Regions from separate parts of the Mus musculus genome. Here region 2 is linked to region 1. The links are chromatin loops, found by intact Hi-C in ENCODE. Cell type or tissue: left cerebral cortex. All regions are shown on one strand.

What was found. Peaks named below come from ENCODE experiments on the same cell type or tissue, not always from the same donor. Only the 100,000 strongest peaks of a DNase experiment are listed, where the experiment ranks them.
Region 2: it touches region 1 in a loop (2.2-fold over the local background); 3 of 42 quality-filtered maps call a loop at or near these places.

What each region holds. Positions count from the first base shown.
Region 1 is chr11:97,618,610-97,626,609 of GRCm38, forward strand. It overlaps 2410003L11Rik (RIKEN cDNA 2410003L11 gene), which reads left to right. Exons shown (of 4, transcript NR_045496.1): 4 at 3,998-4,284. Among named protein-coding and RNA genes, the nearest start is that of Gm38962, 4.0 kb to the left of the region's middle. In left cerebral cortex, CTCF peaks have their summits at 941 (motif pointing left) and 4,043 (motif pointing left); DNase peaks (open chromatin) are centred at 920 and 4,036; H3K27ac peaks cover 368 bases.
Region 2 is chr11:97,358,111-97,366,110 of GRCm38, forward strand. Socs7 (suppressor of cytokine signaling 7) reads left to right here and starts at 4,182. Exons shown (of 10, transcript NM_138657.4): 1 at 4,182-5,313. The coding sequence starts at 4,325. In left cerebral cortex, no CTCF peak of the experiment used is centred here; DNase peaks (open chromatin) are centred at 4,077, 4,581, 4,914, 5,378 and 1 more place; H3K4me3 peaks cover 4,568 bases; H3K27ac peaks cover 2,981 bases.

The sequences.
Region 1 (8,000 bases):
GTCATCTCACTAGGCCCCTCCCGAGCCCTCTTCCACACCTTCTGAGAGATAATGTCTCACGTGAATCTCTGGCTGGCTAGAACTTAGAACCAGAGCAGGCTGATCTCCAAACGAGGACCATCTCCTGCCTCCCAGATGCTGGGATTCCAGGTGTGTGGGTATGTGCGCCACACACCTGGCTACTGGAACACATTTTTGTTAATTAGCTGAATTAGTCATATAGTCGTATTATGCTAAACTGCATTAATTTAGTTAGGCCAAGTGGTATTAGTTAATTAAATTCCTGTAACATGGAAGACAGCGGCTGGGGAGACCTTTTCCTAAGTGCTCCTCGCTCTATCTCCCAATGTTCGAACTTAAATCTCTATTAAAACTATATTTTAGGCAGGTGTGGGTGCTCTCATAGGATCAGAAATCCAAAGCCATTTTTTGGCTACATATAGAGCTCAAGGCCAGCCAGGCTATAGGAGACCTTGCCTTAGAACAAATAAAACAAGAACTGTGGGTCATAAAACCAGTAGGTGTAGTGGTTAAAGCCCAGAGTCTCAAAATGTGAAGGCTCACAGCCCGATAATCACTGCAAATTCAAGGCTAGTCTGAGCTTTAAATAAAGTTCTAGCCAACCCAAGGCTGTATATAGGGAGACACTATTTAAAATAAAGAAATAACTATTTAAAATAAACAAATAAAATAAAGTAAAATAAAATGGGTCCTTAAAGAATGTGAAGTTTCTACCCTGCAGTTCCAAGAAAACAAAAGCTGGTTGGACTCTGTTGTCAGGGCTACTCAAAGACTCCAGCTTTTTTGTGTGTGTGCCACTGTACTGCCCTCTAGGGCACCCTCCTGGTCTCCTGACCAACCTTGGGTGGCTGCCATCCTGGGGTATGCCAGGCAGAAATTGAAAGGGCATAACCAGGCTGGGAAGGCACACAATACTGCCCCCTGCAGCCCACTGATGCGATTCTAGTCACGTAGCCACATTCGACTGCACAGAGGTTTAGGAAGCCCCAGTCAGGCCCGAAGAATCATCTGTTGGCAAATTAGCAGTGGCCTCAAAGCACCCCTGCATCACTCCATACTGATGGCCACTGACGTCATCAGCCTCTGCTTCACTCCACACTGATGGCCACTGATGTCATCAGGGTTCTTTCTGGCCTTAGCCCCTCCTCTCTCTACACACATCCCTGAGCTGTTCTTGCCCAGTCCTACCCTCAAGGTTCCTACCAACCTTCCTTCAGCTACATCGCCCTGGAGTGGCTGACTTACCTGGACACCTGGGCCAGACTTCAGTTTCTAGGAGGACTCCGTCAACTCTCAACCTGACTCACATGCCAACACAGGAGCCAAAATGATGGGGTAACAGACTGGAAGTAGGGCCCAGTGGGTAATGTGTGTGCCGCGATCTGGACTAGTTAAAGCTAGATGTGTGTTTTCAGTCTTCAGCCCTCTTCCTCTCGCCTTCCCTGCCTCCTGTGTCTGTCACCCCCACTGCCATCCCCACCCCTGGTGCTGAAGATTTAAACCAGGACCCCAACCATGCTCCGAGGGTACTCTCTACAGGAAGCAGACGCTTCAGCTCCTTCTTTTCCCTAAGTGCTTGGGTTTTGTGATAGCTCATAGGAGAAGGTCTCGTTTCCTATCAATCGCTGTGATAAGCACCGTGACCAATAGCAAATTGGGAACTAAAGGGTTTATTTCATCGTCCATGTTTGCCATTTAAGAAAGTCAGGACAGGAAGGGAGGAAGAAACCATGGGGAGATGCTGCTTTATGCAGCCCAGATCCATCTACCTAGGGAATGGTGCTGCCCATAGTGGGCTGGGTCCTCCCATATCATCAATCAAGAAAACATGGGCTGGCGAGATGGCTTAGTGGTTAAGAGCACCCGACTGCTCTTCTGAAGGTCCAGAGTTCAAATCCCAGCAACCACATGGTGGCTCACAACCATCCATAATGAGATCTGACGCCCTCTTCTGGAGTGTCTGAAGATAGCTACAGTGTACTTACATATAATAAATAAATAAATCTTAAAAAAAAAAAAAAAAAAAAAGAAAACTTATAGACAAAGCCACGGGCCAATCTAACCTGGGCAGTTTCTCTACTGAGACTCTTTCTTCCCAGATGACTCTAGGTTATGTCCAATTGGTAAAAACTAACCAGCGCAGGTAACCAACCTACCACTTGTGTCGCAAAATCCACTGATTTTTGGAGGCAATGCTGAGGCTCAGAGAGAGTAAGTCACTGAGCCAGAGTTGACAAGTGTTATCTGTAGAGTGCCCACATCCTGAAGAAGGGATCACATGACCTGCTTCTCCTATGCTAGTACAGGCACACATAGACGCACACAGGCACACACAGGTACACATAGGTACACACAGGCACACACAGGCACACACAGGCATACACAGGCACACATAGGCACACACAGGCACACATAGGTACACATAGGTACACACAGGCACACATAGGTACACACAGGCACACACAGGCACACATAGGCACACACAGGCACACATAGGCACACACAGGCACACATAGGTACACATAGGCACACATAGGCGCACACAGGCACACACAGGCACACACAGGCACACAGAGGCACACATAGGCACACATAGGTACACATAGGCACACACAGGCACACATAGGCACACACAGGCACACATAGGCACACACAGGCACACATAGGTACACATAGGCACACATAGGCGCACACAGGCACACATAGGTACACATAGGCACACATAGGCGCACACAGGCACACATAGGTACACATAGGCACACATAGGCACACACAGGCACACATAGGTACACATAGGCACACACAGGCACACATAGGCACACACAGGCACACATAGGCACACACAGGCACACATAGGCACACACAGGCACACATAGGCACACACAGGCACACATAGGTACACATAGGCACACATAGGCGCACACAGGCACACATAGGTACACATAGGCACACATAGGCGCACACAGGCACACATAGGTACACATAGGCACACATAGGCACACACAGGCACACATAGGTACACATAGGCACACACAGGCACACATAGGCACACACAGGCACACATAGGCACACACAGGCACACATAGGCACACACAGGCACACATAGGCACACACAGGCACACATAGGTACACATAGGCACACATAGGCGCACACAGGCACACATAGGTACACATAGGCACACATAGGCACACACAGGCACACATAGGTACACATAGGCACACATAGGCACACACAGGCACACATAGGTACACATAGGCGCACACAGGCACACATAGGTACACATAGGCACACATAGGCGCACACAGGCACACATAGGTACACATAGGCACACATAGGCACATATTCTGTGTCTCTGTCACAGAGCTGTGACTTCTAAAACCAACTCCACAGAGGTGTTCTCTAACTTCCACATGTGTGAGCGCGATGGCAATGGCAACCATGCACATCCCCCTACAACAGAGAGAGAACACTTAGAATAAGCCAGGTGTGGTGGTACACAACTTTAATAGCAGCTCTTGGAAGACAGAGGTGGGCAGATCTGTGAGTTCCAGACCAATCCGGTCTACATAGTGAGTTCCAGGCCAGCTAGGGAGAGTGAAACTACAACAACAACAACAACAACAACAGGCACTTAGATCAGAACAATGCACAGCTCCCAGCAAATGCTGTCAAAGAACCTACTGTGTGACTGTGTAGCTATCAGGAAAAAAACAGGTCAACTCAGGATGAACGCTCTTCCACATGCTGTGTGACCTCAGGGTAAATCAATTAGCCTCTCAGAGCCACATTTCCTCAGTTGGTGAACAGATACTCTTTAATGTTTAGAAAGCAAAACAACTCATGCATAGCATTTAGCATTAGCCTTAAGTTCTGAGGAACAGAGGCCATGTAGGTCATCACCATTTCTCAGGGCCTCACCTAGGGGCCAGCGCAGCGAGGCACTCAATGAGAACTAATCTCTTCTTCACCCTCTAGCCACAACTAAGATCCGGCAGGTGCTTGCAGACAGTGACATCTTGTGGGAAATCTCAGGAACTGCACCGTGGCAAATCGCTGCTCCTTTTACTGTGGGGTCCTTGGAATACCCAGTCAACATCAAGGAAGCATTCATTCATTCACTGCCTTCTGTGTACAAGGAACTGATCCAAGTCCTGGAATAAAGAAAGCAAGAGAGACTGGATGGCTACACGGGGAGTGAAAAAATTCCCAAGGATTATAACCTTGTCATTACTGCTCAACTTTAAATATATTTTGTGTGTGTGTGTGTGTGTGTGTGTGTGTGTGTACACGTGCATCCGTTCGTGCATTGGCTCTGCCACATGTGCAAGTGCTTTTGCACGCTGGTGTGGGTGTGGAGATCGGAGGAAAACTTGCAGATGTCCTTTCTTCCACCATGGGGGGATTAAACTCAGGTCCTTTGGCTTGGCAGCAAGCCCCTTTGCCCACTGAGCCATCTCACTGGACCAGCCCCAATTCTTTTTTCTTCTTCTTCTTCTTCTTCTTTTTTCTTTTGTTTTGTTTTTCAAGGCAGGGTTTCTCTGTATAGCCCTGGCTGTCCTGGAACTCACTTTGTAGACCAGACTGGCATCGAACTCAGAAATCCCCCTGCCTCTGCCTCCCGAGTGCTGGGATTAAAGGCGTGTGCCACCACTGCCCGACTCCAATTCTTTAACATTCTGTAGGGAGGTTGTCAAGCTGGACAGCGCCTTCTACAGAAGTTTTCAAAGCTCTGGGAGTGATTCTGAGATGACGTCACATGGCAGAGACTCTCAGTTCAGTGCGGGTCAACCCCAGGAAATGAAAGCATTGCTCAGAGTGGTGAGAGGTAACACAGAAGTCCAGAGAGGATAACTCTCTCAGCTGGCGTAGCACAGCATGTCTGTCTGTGGAGAGAGACCTTAAGAAGGGGAATCACATCGTGCTTCTCATTCTGCTACTGATATTGACTGCACTGTGGCATCCTGACCCAGGTCCGCCACGGGGAGCGGGAGGGGCACATGACCCCAAAGCTCTATTTTCCTTTGTGCCTCCAAGGAAATGAAAATTCAAGAGTTGGGGGCCAATGAGGTGGCTCAGTGTGTAAAAACCCTTGTTATGCAAGCCTGTTGGTCTGAGTTTGATCCCTGGGACCAAAGGAACGGAGGCTGGAGCCAAGCAACTCTGCAAGGTTGTCCTCTGACTCCCACATCCGCATTAACCCCCACGTCTCTCTGTCTGTCTATCTAAGTCTATTATCTATCGCTCACTAAATAAATCTAGGTGTGCCATAGATCGCATTCAACTGGAGAATCAAAAATTCCATGGAAACTATGTCACTTTCAAATGGGCTCTGGAGAATGAGTGTAAAGGGAGGAGTGTATAGGGAAGGAAGTATTTTCCAGCTTAATAATCCCATGGTGTGTTAAACGAAGTAAAGTAGTCCAAGCTGGACAGGGGAGTCAAGGTCAAACAACACAGGCCCCAGAAGACGGTTCAAGGAAATTACATTGAATAAAACCAGGGAACCCACTAAATAAAAAGGAAGCCTGACAGAAAGGAGTCAGAGAAAAAAACGGGTGTGCAGAAACTGGCGAGATGGCTGCGGCAACAGTCCAGAGCACAGGCAGTGGGTACAGAACCAGAATTGGTGGGTGCAAGAGCTATAGGGATGAGTAATGGTGGGACACCCCTGTGATCCCAGGGCTTTCGAGATTCAAGCAGGAAGATCCTGCCAGAGGAGGGAAGGAGTAAATGAAGGGAAGAAGAAGGAAGACGCCAGATGGTGATGCACACCCAGCCCTCCACAGGCAGAGGCAGGAGGATCTCTGAGTTTGAGATCAGCCTGGTCTACAGTGGGAGTTCCAAGACAGCCAGAGCTACATAGAGAAACCCTGTCTCTTTAAAAAAAAAAAAAAAAAAAAAGGTGACATGGATCTTGGGAGGTGAGGGAGCACATTTGGAAAGAAACAGTTGGGTGAGGAGAATTCTGATCAAGTTGTCAGGTCTTGTGGAGGTGATGGAGAGAAACAGAAAGCAGGGCTGCAGGGCTAATGTGGGCAGAGACAATAGAAGGAGTTGCCAGTGTCCACCTGGAGATAAGGGACCCAAGCTCAAGAGGGGGATCGAGAGTCCTAATGAATAATTAGCTGATGAAAAGTGCCGCTGTAGGGAGGAGACACCGCCGCCAGAGAAAGTAAGGGGAGACAGATGCGGAACCTAAGGAGTAAACCAGGACAGACAGCGTCAGCAATGGCCACCAGTGTCCAGAGGCCACAGAGAAGCCGGAAAGGGAGTGGTTATAGGACACATGGGTGTGGTTGTCATCCTCTGACTCTCACAGGGGCAGAAGTCAGGCTGCAAACAGGTTAAGAGGCAAGGGGCAGAAGGTGTGGAGGCAGCTGAGAATGCCAGGGGAACAGTGGAGATGTGAACCAAGGAGAGCGGACTGTCTGGGGCGCAGCAGAGGCTCTGGGAAGGGAGGCACAGGAACCCCAGGGGCTCAGTGTAGAAACCATAGGTGACAAAAAGAGAGGACGTAAGAGACCCTGCTAGTGAGATGGAAGTGGGGGTACCACTGAACCCCAGCACTCAGAAGATGCAGGCCTGAAGATTAGAATTTCATGGCCACCTTTAGGAACATCAGCCTGGGCTACATGAAAGCATGTCCAGATAGATAGACATACAGATACACACAAACACACACACACATACACACACCCCTTGGTAAGAAGCCAAGAACTGTGATCTTGTCATCCCTGACAAACTGGAAGGGAACAGGTATGGAGGAAGCCCAGGATCTCTGGGGTCTCTGATGCACTGGGAAAAGGAGAGGTACTCTAACACCCTCAAGGGCAGCCTGAGGAAACTAGAGGCCATTTCCCTGTAAGCGACTGTGGTCCCAGTTGAGGAGGATCTGTATGCGCCCCAATCTCAGCCCATGCTATATCACGTTTCCTCAGTAACTTCCCTTTTCCCGGAACTGCTTTGTAGTGGTCTGAATGGTAGACACCCCCCGCCCAAAGATATTCCTAACCCTCAAAAACCTGTGACTGTGGCCTTTCTTAGAAAATGGGCTCTAGCAGAGCACACTTGTAGTCTCTGCACTTAAAGGCAGAGGCAGGAGGATCCCAGCAAGTTTCAGGGCAGTCTAGTTTACATCACAAATGCCAACCCATCAAGGGCTCAATCCTAAGGTCCAGTCTCAAAACAGTAGGAGTTTGGAATCACAACCAACTAAATAGAGTATGGATGAATTCTAAAGTCTAACACAAAGATCCTTATACCGAGAGGCCTCCAGAACTTGAGGTAGGGACCACCTCGGGCCATTGGAAGCTGGAAAGCACTAAGGGACTCTCCCCTAGAGCCTCAGAGCAGCAGGGTCCACTCCTGTCATTTGGTCCTGGCCTGTTCCAGTGTGAATGGAGGAAAAAAATAAAATAAAATAAAATAAAAAACTCTGTTTCAAAACCATCACCCCGTGCTGATTTGCTGTGGTAGATCTAAAACCAAATTCTGCCCCCTACTAGGTAACATGGCTAGAAGTTTCTAGAGCTTTGAAGTTTCTCAGAGCTTGGAGCTCTGAAAGTCTTGAAATTAATTAAACCTTGCCCAGAGGGTAGTTCTAGGTCTGACCAAAAGGTGTTAGGTGGAGGCTAAACCCTTCCAGTGGGGAGAGAGGAGCCGAGCGACCCCATTCCTTCCAGTTGCTCAGAGAAGGCACTCTGCCCAGAGCTGAATCTTTCTACCCGGCAGCTCCAGACAGGCTAAAAGACACAAATCCCATCCAAAAGACACCACTCTACCAAAGCAGGGAAATTACCATGAGCGTGGCGTCTGCCTTTCTCAACTTCTCCCTTGTAATTGATTTTTTTTCCGGGGTTTTCTCCCCACTCCCCAAAATCTCCCGTTTCCCTCCTGCGGGGGTGGGGGCTGGGGGTGACGCAAGGGCTAGGGTGGGAGGGAGATGACGGATACCTTTGCCCCATCGGAATGGATAGCA
Region 2 (8,000 bases), 260 kb before region 1:
AGCCGATCAACCATAGCTGCATGTCAGTTTGTTTCTTCATTTACAAGAGTGGCTGCTAATTCTGTCGTGCAGAATTTGAGGTGGATTTGAATCGTGGATCGTTCATGAGGCTTAAGGTTGTCTGACAATTCTGTATTTCTATATCAAGGGCCTACTTCATGTCAGTCATTGACATTACGTTCTGACATTAGAGAGGCCGTGAGGGACAGAGAACAAACATTGCCTTCTGGAACTTATATTTTACTAGAGGAGGCAGACTTTTTTTTTAAGATTTATTTATTTATTTTATGTATATGAGTACACTGTAGATGGTTGTGAGCCCTCACCTGATTGCTGGGAATAAAACTCCACTCACTGTAGCTGTCTTTAGAGGGTGTCAGATCCTATTACAGATGGTGTGAGCCACCATGTGGTTGCTGGGATTTGAACTCAGTACCTTCAGAAGAGCAGTTAGTGCTCTTACCTGCTGAGCCATCTTGCCAGCCCCAGATTTTTTTTTTAAAAAGATGTGTTTTTTTGTTCGTTTGTTTGTTTATTTAAAGACTTATTTATTATATGTAAGTACACTGTAGCTGTCTTCAGACACTCCAGAAGAAGGAGTCAGATCTCATTACAGGTGGTTGTGAGCCACGATGTGGTTGCTGGGATTTGAACTCAGTACCTTCAGAAGAGCAGTTAGTGCTCTTACCTGCTGAGCCATCTTGCCAGCCCCAGATTTAAAAAAAAAAAAGATGTGTTTGTTTGTTCGTTTGTTTGTTTATTTAAAGACTTATTTATTATATGTAAGTACACTGTAGCTGTCTTCAGACACTCCAGAAGAAGGAGTCAGATCTCATTACAGGTGGTTGTGAGCCACCATGTGGTTGCTGGGATTTGAACTCAGGACCTTTGGAAGAGCAGTGGGTGCTCTTACCCACAGAGCCATCTCTCCAGCCCCTAAAGATTTATATTTTATTGTTATTATCTTTGGTTTGTTTGAGACATGGTCTCACTATGTAGCTCAGGCTGTCCTGGAACTCATTATGTAGACCAGGCTGGCTTAGAACATACAGAAATCCACCTGTCTCTGCTTCTTGAGTTCTGGGATTAAAGGTGTGCACTACCATACCCTATTTTTTGTTGTTGTTGTTTGTTTTTATTTTTATCTTTTTTATGCTTTTGATGGCTGTCATATTTGCTTGTCTATTTACCATGTGTGAGTCTGGTGCCCAAGGAGTCCAGAAGGGGGCATCTGATCCCATGGAGCTGGAATTAGACCTTTGTGAGCCACAGTGTAGGTGGTGGCAACTGAACTGGGATCCACAAGAAGAGTAAGCAGTGCTCTTTTTTTTTTTTTTTAAAGATTTATTATTATATCTAAGTACACTGTAGCTGTCTTCAGACACACCAGAAGAGGGCATCAGATCTCATTACAGATGGTTGTGAGCCACCATGTGGCTGCTGGGATTTGAACTCAGTCAGTGCTCTTAACCTCTGAGCCATCTCTCCAAACTGTAAGCAGTGCTCTTAAGTGAGCCATCTCTCTAGCTCCATGACTTATTTCATTTTTAGTCACCTGTGTATGGGCACGCCCACGTGAAAGCTAGAGGGATGCAGTCACCTGGGACTGGGAGCTGTGAGCTTCCCCTGTGTGGGAGCTGGGGATTGAATTTGGGTCTTCTGGTAGAGTGGTCAGTGATAACCACTGAGCCATCTCTCTAGTCTGGACAGAGTGTTAATCAAATCACACATGTGCAATTAAGCGTAACAGAGACTGGGTCTTGAAGTTGAGAGAGAACGTACATCTCCCCGGTCTGGTGAGGAGAGAGTTCAGTCTGAAGGCTGGCCAGTTCACTGAGCACAAACCCGAGAGAAAACTTATCTGAGAATGGAGCTTAGTTAGGTGGGAGATGCTGGCCACTGGTCAAGCTGCAGCTTTGCTTTGGAGATATAAACACTGGATTTGTGTCCTGACACTGCAGGAGAAAAAAGGGGTAGCAGTGGCAAATAACAGAAGAATGCCCATGAATGTTGAAAATAGCGGTGTAACTGGGCTGGTGAGATGGCTCAGCGGGTAAGAGCACTGACTGCTCTTCCAAAGGTCCTGAGTTCAAATCCCAGCGGCCACATGGTGGCTCACAACCACCCTTAATATGAGATCTGACGTCTTCTTCTGGTGTGTCTGAAGTCAGCTACAGTGTACTTATGTATAATAATAAATAAGTCTTAAAAAGAACGGTGTTAGCAGAACTGAACAGACAAGATACAGCTTGGTGGGCAATGTGTAAGAGTAAGACGTAGGCAGGGCAAAACCATTAGGACCCTATATGTCACATAGAGGGTTTTCTCTCTATCCTAAGAATGCAGAAAGCATGAACAACTACAATCACAGGCTGTGGGGCTGGAGGGATGGCTCAGTGGTTAAGAGTACTGGCTGTTCTTCCAGAGGTCCTGAGTTCAATTCCCAGGACTCCACGTGGCAGCTCACAACTATCTGTAATGGGTCTGATGCTGTCTTTTGGTGTGCAGAGAAATATATGTAAATACATCTTTACAATCACAGGCTGTGAGCAAATTTCTATTTCAGAATGACCCCACTGGGCTGGGAAGATGGCTCTGTAATGTGCCTGTTCCTCATTGATTCTGGAGTTCATCAATTTGGCTAGATTGACTGGTGAGGGAGCTCCCGGGATCCACCCCACATCAAGTGCGAAGATCACAGACACATGCTGCTCTGCCTGGCTTTTATACTGTGCTGGGGATCCAAACTTAAGTCCTGATACTTGTGAGAGTCCCTGTCTGAAAAACAAAAGGGGTATAGGGAGCTGGGTGGTGATGGCACATTCCTTCATTCCCAGCACAGACATGATTCTGAATTCAAGGCCAGCCTGGTCTACAGAATGAGTTCCAGGACAGCCAGGGCCACACAGAGAAACCCTGTCTAGAAAGAAAGAAAGAAAGAAAGGAAGGAAGGAAGGAAGGAAGGAAGGAAGAAAGAAAGAAAGAAAGAAAGAAAGAAAGAAAGAAAGAAAGAGAGATGGAGGGGCCTAGAGAGCTAGCTCAGCAGATAACGGCTTGTTCTGCTCTTGCAGAGGGTCAGAACTCAGCTCTCAACACCCATGTCCAGGGACTTGGGGCAGCTAATAATTAGGTCTAGGGGATCTGATGCCCTTTCTCGGATTCTGCACACACATGTGCATACACATACATTTTTTTTAAGTGATGGAGATTATGACAGCGATTCTGATTTACATCTCCTGTACATCTATCTGTAGGTGTTACATTAGCAATGGCACAAAAACGTTGAAGGAACTCTTCCCCGTCACTGAAACCAATTCCGACTCAGCAAAGTTGCCCCCATGATTGATGATTTGATCAGGTTTTGCTTTTTCACTGTTCTCTTTCATCAACAGAGGAAAATATTAGTAAAAATTCTTGTTACAATTGCAGTCCTTGGTCACTTGTCATCATTTTGGGAAGGGCTGGGAATGAGGTCTGGTGATGGAACTGTTGCTTAGCACGTGCCACGTCTTGGATTCTATCCTCAACATGACATACACTATGACAACAATCAGTGGAAGGATGTATTTGGCCATCAGTCGTACAGAATTGGCTATTGTATATCTTCATTTCTTGGAATTGTGTATATCCATTCTTCATTTCAAATTCATGATGAGATTATGCTAACTATATACACACTCTTGTCTTCTCAAAGATCCAGTTGTTTTGGCACGGAAGAGCACACTGCAGGCTCTACAACCCATTTTCATGTAGTCATTCCACAGTTCATCGGATGCTAGGAAAGAGGATGCAGATGTAATGAAATGACTTGGCCAAGGTCACACACTCCAGGCAGCATGGACAGGACAAGACCCCCAGACAGTGCCAAGGTCCACGACCCTCTCCCAGGTCCAGACCCGGGTCCCGAGGCCTGCACTGCTCTACACAGGACGGTGGACAGGGCCCGGGCGCCCAGGAAGTGAAAAAGCAGGGGTCGGTGCCGGAGACCACGGAGGCCCCAGATGCAGCAGACGGCCAATAGCTACCAGGGCCAAGAGAAACGTCAGGCAGAGTGGAGTCCGACGCTTGCGCACCCTGGGGAAAGGGGGCGGGCCCTGGACAGGAAGTGACGTCTAGGGGCGGTCCTCGGCGGCAGCGCGCGGCCTGGGCTCGCGCTGGGCTCCGCGCGCCCCCCCCCCCCCGCCCCCTCTATGAGGCAGAGGCCGCGGCGGCCGTTAGCGCTGTCGCTCCGGGGGCCGCGGCGGGCGGGGCTCCGGCGGGGCCCGGCCTAGTCCCCACCCAGCCCGGCTCCTAGCCGCCCGCCCTCCCTCCCTTCGCCACCCCGATGCAGGGGGCCGAGCTCCGGGACGGCGAGGCGGCGGCGGCGGCCGCTTCGTACCGGGTCCTGAGCCGCCTCCTCGGCTATGGAGAGGCCGCCCCCGAGCCAGGCCCGCCGCCGCCGCCGCCGCCCCCGGGCCACAGCCATGGCCCGTCGCCGCCACCACCCTTCCTCGCGCGGCCCGGCTCGCGGGGCGCCCGGCCGCCTCAGCTGATGGTGTTCCGCAACGTGGGGCGGCCGCCGGAGGAGGAGGACGCGGAGGCGGCCCGGGAGCCGGGACCCTCGGAACTGCTGTGTCCCCGGCACCGCTGCGCGCTGGATCCCAAGGCCCTCCCGCCGGGCTTGGCGCTCGAGCGGACCTGGGGTCCCGTGGCTGGACTAGAGGCGCAGCTGGCGGCCCTGGGGCTCGGACAGCCGGCGGGGCCGGGGATCAAGACTGCCGGCGGAGGCTGCTGTCCGTGCCCGTGTCCCCCGCAGCCGCCGCCGCCGCAACCCCCGCCGCCTGCTGCCGCCCCGCAGGCCGGGGAGGACCCGACGGAGACGAGCGACGCGCTGCTGGTCCTGGAGGGCTTGGAATCGGAGGCCGAGAGCCTGGAGACTAACAGCTGCTCGGAAGAGGAGCTCAGCAGCCCCGGCCGTGGAGGAGGAGGAGTGGGTGGCCGGCTGCTTCTGCAGCCTCCGGGTCCCGAACTACCCCCGGTGCCCTTTCCGCTGCAGGACTTGGTCCCTCCAGGGCGCTTGAGCCGAGGGGAGCAGCAGCAGCAGCAACCTCCCCCACCGCCGCCGCCTCCCGGGCCCCTCCGGCCTCTCGCAGGCCCTTCTCGGAAGGGCTCCTTCAAAATCCGCCTCAGTCGCCTGTTTCGCACGAAGAGCTGTAACGGCGGCTCGGGCGGCGGGGATGGGACCGGCAAGAGGCCTTCGGGAGATCTGGCAGCTTCAGCTGCGAGCCTGACCGACATGGGAGGCTCAGCGGTCCGGGAGCTGGATACGGGGAGGTGAGATTGGCTTGGGGGTTGGGGGTGGGCAAGCGACAAAGTTCCATTTCTTGTTTCGTTTCCCTCGTTTTCCCCTACTGCCAACACGATACTGTTAGAGCTGAGCTGTGGACTTCAGGAGGAGGCAGACACTTGGGATTAAAGGTGGTGACATCTCGCATTAGGTCAGAGCTAATTGTGGAAACAGCTTTCAACTCTCGGAGAGTTCACACTCTGTGACACTTCTCAGTGGGTTAGCGTCTCTTGCTGGGGATGATCTGAAGCCCGGCCTCACCTTCCATCCCTGTTCCGGCCCCACTTTTTAAGCACCCCTCCCATGTCTGTTATTACTACCATTGCTGAAGGTTGCTGGAAATGTGTGGCCTTGGGGCCGAAAAGCTGGTGTCAATCACCTGCCTGTTATTATCTTGATCGTCTTGCTTGTTCTCTCAGTGCACCAGCCTTCACTCTCTTCGCAAGTACAAGCATGCAAATAGCCCGAGGAGTCTGGCCAGCAATTAGCTGGGCAGCTCCCTTAATATTCTGGTTGTTCCTGGATATTTGCTGTCTAAAGCCTGTGTGCTGACCACTTTCTGAATGGCGTTGTGCTGACTCTCTCACTTTCACACGGAGGTGAGAGGTCTAGGTGAGGTATACACAGTGACTTCTAGTCCAATTAATGGCAATTCCAAACTTAAATGGTGAGTTGTTCCCCTGAATTTCTAAGAAGTGGCTAGACTTTTACTGTCGGGACATAGTTCTGTAGTGTCAGTTTGGAAAGCTGTCAGCTTTTGCAGCCATGAATGAGTCTTACCTTGTGGTATAACATTGTGAGTTGTAGTTCTGAATCTGTTTTAAACTTGAATTGGTGGCTTTTGTTTTGTTTTGTTAGACAAGGTTTTTATTATGTTGATCAGGCTTGCTTTTAATTCACTGTGTAGCAGACTGGTCTGGATCTCTTGCTCTTTCTTCCTACCTCCTCCCAAGGACCAGGCCTGCTGCCACTGTGCCTGATTGGAATTGGTCTTGGTATGGTTTCTGTGATGTAGTCTTGAAACATACAGACAGTGACAGACCAAGGGCAAAGAGCAGATAAATTGATAACTTTGTTGAGCACTAGAATCTTGGAGGGTAGGGGGATGTTGAAAGATAAGTATATCTGGGCCCAATTTAAATTTTTTTTTTAAAGCTTCCTAGTTTATCCTTGTTCACAAACCACCCATTCTTGGACATGGATTTTCAAGGGAACTTTAATTCTCCAAGATAAAAGGTGTGGACTTATTTTGGCTTTGTTGCCATTTCTGAACATCTGTGTCATGGGCCAAACCCAGATCCTTGCCCTGATTGTTGTTCCCTGTGTCTACTCCTTTAGGTAGGGCCTGTTTTTATTACTATTATTGTGTGTGTGTGTGTGTGTGTGTGTGTGTGTGTGAGAGAGAGAGAGAGAGAGAGAGAGAGAGAATGAATGAATTACTGCTGAGAGCTTAGGTCTTGAAAAGTGTGTGGTTTCTGAAACAATCCCCATCCCCCACAGTGGTAGGTTCTGTATTTGATGCTCCACTTGCCAATGTGGATGAAATTTGCACTAGCTGAGGGTGAGGGCACGGTTGGAGCTGTGGATAATGGCATAGGATGGATTGATAATTTTCTGTGGTTTGTCTTGCCTTTGTTCCACATTGACCAGGACTTGCTCTAAGATTCCCAAGACGACAAGTATGAGGTGTGGCGTGAAATTAGCTGCTGCGTCTAATAGATTAGGAAGTGAAAAAGGCATATACCATTGTATGGTGTTTTGCCTTGGAAGCAGAATTTAATGGCCATTGGCTGCTCTGTCACCAGCCCTTACACTAAGCACAATACAGATTTCTGCTGCAGAGCAAATCAGGCTGCGCCTCTGCAAAGACGCGTTGTTGAGGGCAGTGAAGAAATAGAGTTCTTGGTCCAAGAGCTTTTTCGGGTGGATTGAGAAGAGCTAGGTATCTGTGTGTAAACATTTTGGTTGACTGCTGTTTGGAGGCAGCATGCTGTATAGAGAATTAGGAAAGTCTGGATTCTTTCTTTTGGAAGTTGAGCATTAGCTGTGGTATGGAGGGCAGACTTGTCATCTTTGTCCTCCCCTTTTATTTGTGAAGTGGGATAGCTGTGAATTGTCCTGTTCATGTCCTTACAGGAGTAGAGGGAAGATGTGAAAACTGTATGGAATATTTTATGCTTTTTGGAGGAGAAGTTCTAAGATTGAATTGGGTCTTTTTTCTGTGCTGAGCTTTGGTGCTGCTTGCTGTCTTCTCCACACTTACTCTGTGCCAGTCTTTCTGGCAGCCTCTAGGCTGTGAGAACCGTGGTAAGTCTGGCCAGGGTAGTTGTGATTTCTGTAGATCTGTGTCTCCTAAGCAAGTCCTCTCATGTTGGGAAGAGCAGTGGCTTGGAGTTTGCACTTGGTCTCTGGCTTTAAATGGTGGCACCTGAAGCTCTGAGGAGATTCAGCCCTTTGCCAGTTAAGAGGCTTCTGTGTCTGAGCTGCTTGAAGGTAATTATGGGCTCTGCTGTCTTTGCTATGTAATTTGGGGGCATTTACGGTAGCCTCTAGGCATAGTTCTCTCTGCTCTGCTCAGCATCTACCTTTCCCATCTACGTGGTTCCCACAGCTATCGATTTCGATGGGATGTTCCTAACAGTCATTTTTATAAGGCTTAGCAGTGGGCCAGGCA